Linked DNA regions of Homo sapiens: region 1 is linked to region 2. Evidence: read pairs that join two places in POLR2A ChIA-PET (ENCODE). Cell type or tissue: Panc1. All regions are shown on one strand. Links, peaks and the distances in the headings refer to the core of each region. The heading gives the core; the rest is flanking DNA. Region 1 overlaps SH3PXD2B (SH3 and PX domains 2B). Region 2 overlaps STK10 (serine/threonine kinase 10).

The links. Peaks named below come from ENCODE experiments on the same cell type or tissue, not always from the same donor. Only the 100,000 strongest peaks of a DNase experiment are listed, where the experiment ranks them.
Region 1: POLR2A ChIA-PET joins it to region 2 with 6 read pairs; 2 of 35 experiments call an interaction of 5 or more read pairs at or near these places.

The regions. Positions count from the first base shown.
Region 1 is chr5:172,443,736-172,446,640 of GRCh38, forward strand. All of the region lies in intron 1 of SH3PXD2B (SH3 and PX domains 2B), which reads right to left. Among named protein-coding and RNA genes, the nearest start is that of SH3PXD2B, 9.3 kb to the right of the region's middle. RefSeq lists a silencer at 2,610-2,904. In Panc1, for the core only: no CTCF peak of the experiment used is centred there; no DNase peak of the experiment used is centred there; H3K27ac peaks cover 948 bases.
Region 2 is chr5:172,119,470-172,122,374 of GRCh38, forward strand. All of the region lies in intron 3 of STK10 (serine/threonine kinase 10), which reads right to left. Among named protein-coding and RNA genes, the nearest start is that of STK10, 67 kb to the right of the region's middle. In Panc1, for the core only: no CTCF peak of the experiment used is centred there; no DNase peak of the experiment used is centred there.

The DNA.
Region 1 (2,905 bases), core at 288-2,787, 320 kb after region 2:
TGACGCCAACGCGTGGGTTCTAGCTTTCTTTGCCAGCACAGCGGGCGGGGGGCCATGCAATTCTGCTTAATTAAACAAAACAGAAAATACCATGCTTATGTGCTTGAAGGCAACTTTTCCATTCAGGACGGAGGTCGGGGCTGGGAAAGTGACTATCCCCTTATTACCAGTCAGTGATAGGCAGGGGAGCCAAAAGTGATCCTGGCAAACTGCTTCACCTTTCTAAGCCTCAGTTTCCACATTTGTGAAATGGGCTAATAACAGCATCCATGTAGCAGACATGTATTGTTTTTGCCTGTCCAAGCTCCATGCCCCCTTCTCCCAGCAACAGCGCCCTGAATCTCCTTCCACAACTATCCCTCTCACTACCAGTGATTTCAGTGGGACCGTCGATCTTAATATCCCACTCACACCTGGCCCATAGGGTCAGGTAATCCGGCTGGGCCAGTCAGAGTCTCTCCTGGATCTGGACTCTTGAGTGGCTAAAAGGTCTGAAAATGGATGGATCAGCTGCCTGCCTGGTGATGTCCTAATACCTACTGGAGTTCCCACTCCCTGGATGGCTCCAGCTGCCCACGTTCTTTCCAAGACTGGGTGCTGAGCTTTCCCCCTGATTCTGACAGCCCCACCTTTCCAATACATTCTGTTTGGCTTAAGTTAGCCAGGTCTGTTTCTGTCACATGCAATCCCAGAATCCTGACTAATACTCCTTATCTCACAGAGCTGCTATGTGGATTCAAAGACATAAAGCATGAAAAGCCTTGAGCACATAGTAAGCGCTTAGACAAATGATAGCTCTTCTATACTGTTAAGAATAAAAAATTACTATTGAATCTTGAGAACAAAACAAATTTGGAGTTATTTAATTGCCCTGGAATTTCAGGATTACTACTGGCTTGCAGAGTCCCCTCTAATAACCTTCCCTCTCTCCCTCCATCTCCACTGTCTGCACATGGCTCATTTGGACAGGGGCTCCTGGGTCTGTCTGTGCTCTGCTCCCTGGATTCACCCATGAAGGGCTCTTCTACCCACCCCTCAAGTTGGGGAAGTGCTTCTGAGCACCAGCTCCTCCCGCTACTCCAGTGACTGCCTCTGGCCCCGAGCCCTGGCCTCAGCCTTCGTGTGCTGTACTGGAGCTATGGCCTTCCTGGGGGGGGACCATGCCTTCTCTCCTGTGGTTCTCAGGTCAGCCAGGAGCCCCCAGGTCCTTCTGGCCCCTCTACCCACAGAGCTTCATCTCCATTATTCAAACCTCTTCTGCTTTTTCAAACACGCCATGTGCCAGGGTTTCCATTTCTTTGCCCTCCTGTTCTCTCTACCTGTAACTCCTTCACCCTTGCCCACTTGGCAGCATCCCTCCCATGCTTTGTGACTGGCCTCAGGTCACCTCTGCAGTGCTGCCTTCCCCAGGACCAGGTCCCCCAGAAGCCCAGGGCACCTGTCTGCCTGTCAGGACACTGACCTTCTTGAGGTCTCAATCCCTGCTTTGTCTATCCACATGTCATCTCTGTCGCCCAGGCTGGAGTGCAGTGGCGCAAACATGGCTCACTGCAGCCTCCATCTCCTGGGCTCAAGCGATCTTCCTGCCTCAGCCTCTCAAGTAGCTGGGATTGCAGGCGAGAATCATCACACCCAGCTAATTTTGTGGATTTTTAGTAGAGATGAGGTCTCACTATGTTCCCCAGGCTGGTATTGAACTCCTGGGCTCAAGCGATCTTCTCGCCTCAGCCTCCCAAGATGCTGGGATTACAGGCGTGAACTCCCATGCCCAGCCCTTATAATGAAGGCTTCTTGGTGGTGGTTGCTGTTTTTCCAAAGTGGTAGCTCTGGCAGCTTTGCCAGATAAAGAATAGGATGACCAGTAAAATCTGAATTTCGGATAAACAACAAATAATTGTTTCTCATAAATATGTCCCAAATATTGCATGTTTATTTGAAACCGAAATTGAACTGGGCATTCTGCATTTTCATTTGCTAACTCTGGCCACCCTCAGCCCTGGGAAAGCCTGAGACAGGGCTGCAGAAGCAGGCAGGTGAGCTCTGCCCACAGCCCCTCCTCCCTTTACCACCTGAAGAAGACCCTGGGCTGAGAGTCATGCCCGCCTGCAGGTGTGCATCTGGGCCAGCAAATAAGGGAGGAGAAAGTCCTGCAGTTTGGAGAATGGGGCAGAGGCCGATGGCTTGTGGCGGAGCTCAGGTCCGCAGGCTTCTGCAGAGGCAGAGTCCGGAGGAGGCAGCCACACGAGCCCTGCCCCCGGCCCACTGCTGGAGGCACTGAGCCTCCTGAGTCTGTCATGTCAGCTGGTTCCCGTGTCACGTCAGTGGGCAAAGGATGCCAGCTCCACCCAGGGGCCAGCTGACCCCCCCGACAAGGGCTCTAGGATAGGGACCACAGAGCCTCGGCTTCTGGGCATTACCCAGGCCAGCAGCACCCCTCCTCAGGCATTCTGCATAAAAGCTCATTGGATCTCCCCAACAAAGCCCCCTACTGCCCAGAGAAGGCTCAGGGCCAACAGTGAGTGAATGACAGAACCAAATTAGAACCCAGGCCCTGCCTGCAGAAGCCACATGGCCTTCTCAATAAACCTGTCTTCTCTTTTGGCCACTTGTGGGTGCTCACAACTCCCTGGTTGAACCCACCAGACTAACAGGCTGCTCGGGGGGCAGTGGCTCCCTTTCCTGCAGCTGCAGGGACCCACAGCTGGCTTCATCGCCAAGAGGAAGGGGAAAACTGAGTCATGCAAAGCAAGACTGCTCCCCTGACATTCCCGCTACCACAGCTCTTTCTCCGAGGAAAAAAGGATGCACAATTTGCAAGCAGGACGTGAGTGTCACGGCGGGAACGGCACAGTCCCTCTAGCCTTCCTTGTTTGGCAGTGTGATAACTGGGCTGCTTGCCGACTTG
Region 2 (2,905 bases), core at 180-2,679:
ACTTAGGATGCAAAGGTTGGAGAATCACTTGAGGCCAGGAGTTCAAGGCCAGCCTGGGCCACATAGCGAGACCCAGCTATGCTTGTAGCATTTATTATATTATAAACAAAATAGGCCAGGCGCGGTGGCTCACGCCTGTAATCCCAGCATTTTGGGAGGCCGAGGTGGGAGGATCACGAGGTCAGGAGATCGAGACCATCCTGGCTAAAACGGTGAAACCCCGTCTCTACTAAAAATACAAAAAATTAGCCGGGCGTAGTGGCGGGCGCCTGTAGTCCCAGCTACTCGGGAGGCTGAGGCAGGAGAATGGCGTGAACCCGGGAGGCAGAGCTTGCAGTGAGCGGAGATCACGCCACTGCACTCCAGCCTGGGCGACAGAGCGAGACTCCATCTCAAAAAATAAATAAATAAATAATAAATAAACAAATAATTCCCTCTAGCACAGCAAAGAGCTTGCTGGGCAGCAGGGGCAGGGGCTCAGCTGGAGGTCATCACAGTGGTCCAGATAGGCACCAAAGCAGAGAGGAGGAAAGCTGCTCAATGGACAGATTAGGGAGGTGGAGCTGGCGGAATGTGGAGGCGGTGGGAGGAGGGGAGTGAGAAGATTCCAAGGTGACAGCCTTGTGCTCTGCGTCCCACAGGACTGTCCTGATTGAGTCAACGTAGCTACCCAAGACCCCTGTGACCAGGGGAGCCACCTCCCTTGGCCTGCCAGGTTCCCAGGCTGTCGGCTTCTAAGCCTGGTCACCAAAGGGCACTGCTCCGAGTCTTCCCTCTGCCTACAACAGCACTGCTGTGTCCGGCTTGCCTAGTGGTGCCTGGACAGGAATCCACAAGGCTCAGCTCTCCCAGCCAGGCCCTCAGGAGTGGTATAATAGACATGCCAACCAGGAATGCAGGTACCAACTGCCCTGCTCTGGGAAGCCAGGCCCCAGACCAGGGCTCCTGGACCAGGGACCCTTCTCTCTGGAGTCCGCAAGCTGCCTGCCCCCTGTCCCTGTGGCCTCATCCTGAACCTCTGTGTCTCCAGCCAGGGGCCAGGATCAGAGCCTGCATGGGCTTCAGGACCACACAGACCGAGGCCGTACCCAGGTGCTGCCTCTCACTAGCTGTGTGGTTACTGGCAAGTCGCCCAAGCTCTCTGGCCCTTCATTTCCTGGTCTGTGAAATGGGATGATTATAATCGACATAGGCAGGGCTCCAGCCATCAGCCATGTTCAGTTCTCAGTGTGGAAAATAGGCAATAAAGGGGGATTATTGCTATGTTGGTTCTAAGATGAGTCCAGGGCTGGAATATGTGCCGCAATCTTTTTAATGGCAAAAATGTGTCTTGCTCATGTCTAATTTACTGATATAAATGAAATAGGAATGACAAAAATACTAATGATGATGATGAAGATAATTATGATCTAATCACCACCATTTTTGGAGCCCTTATAATGTGTCAGGCATGAGGATAAGGACACGGTGCATACTGTCATTTAATCCTCGCAGTAACCCAGTGAGGTGGGAAGGAGATACTCTTTAATTTTGTTTTTTGTTGTTGTTGTTGGGTTTCTTTCCTTTTTTTTTTTTTTGAGATGGAGTCTTGCTCTCTTGCCCAGGCTGGAGTGCAATGGTGTGGTCTCGGCTCACTGCAACCTCCACCTCCTAGGTTCAAGCAATTCTCCTGCCTCAGCCTCCCGAGTAGCTGGGATGACAGGCATGTGCCACGACGCCCGGCTAATTTTTTTGTACTATTAGTAGAGACGGGGTTTCACCATGTTGGCCAAGCTGATCTTGAACTCCTGACCTCAGGTGATCCACCCGCCTCGGCCTCCCAAAGTGCTGGGATTATATGCATGAGCCACTGCGCCCAGCCTAATTTTTTGTTTGTTTTTGTTTGTTTGTTTTAGACAGGGTCCCACTCTGTTGCTCAGGCTGGAGGGCAGTGGATCACGGCCCACTGCAGCCTCGATCTCCCAGGCTCATGCAATCTTCCCACCTCAGCCTCCTGAGTAGCTGGAACCACCGGTGTGTGCCACCACACTCAGCTAGTTTATAAAAAAAATTTTTGGCAGGGCGCGGTGGCTCACGCCTGTAATCCCAGCACTTCGGGAGGTGGAGGTGGGCAGATCACCTGAGGTTAGGAGTTCAAGACCAGCCTGATCAACATGGAGAAACCCCGTCTCTACTAAAAATACAAAATTAGCCGGGTGTGGTTGCACTCCAGCCTGGGGAACAAGAGCAAAACTCTGTCTCTAAATAAATAAATAAATAAATAATTTTTTGTTTTTTGGAGACAGAGTCTTACTACGTTGTCCAAGCTGGTAATCTTGGACTCCTAGCTGCAAGCAATCTCCTACCTTGGTTTCCCAAAGTGTTGGGATTACAGGCATGGGCCACTATGCCTAGCTAATATACTTTTTTTTTTTTTTTTAGACGACGTCTCTGTCACCCAGGCTGGAATGCAGTGGCGTGATCTTGGCTCACTGCAACCTCTGCCACCTGGGTTCAAGCGATTCTCCTGCCTCTCAGCCTCCCGAGTGGCTGGGATTATGGGCACCTGCCACTGTACCTGGCTAATTTTTGTATTTTTAGTAGAGATGGGCTTTCACCATCTTGGCCAGGCTGGTCTTCAACTCCTGACCTTGTGATCCACCCGCCGCAGCCTTCCTAAGTGCTGGGATCACAGGTGTGACCAACCATGCCCGGCCTGATACACTTTTTAAAGTCAGGATTATTGAGGTATAATTTACATATATAAAAAATTCACTTTTTTAAGGTATACAGTTTTATAAATTTTGATAAACATATTCAGTCATGGAACCCCCATCACAATTTAGATACAAAATCCATCCACCATCCTCCAAGATTCCCCTGTGACCTTTGCAGTAAACTCTTCCCGTTTCCAGTCCCTGTGTAA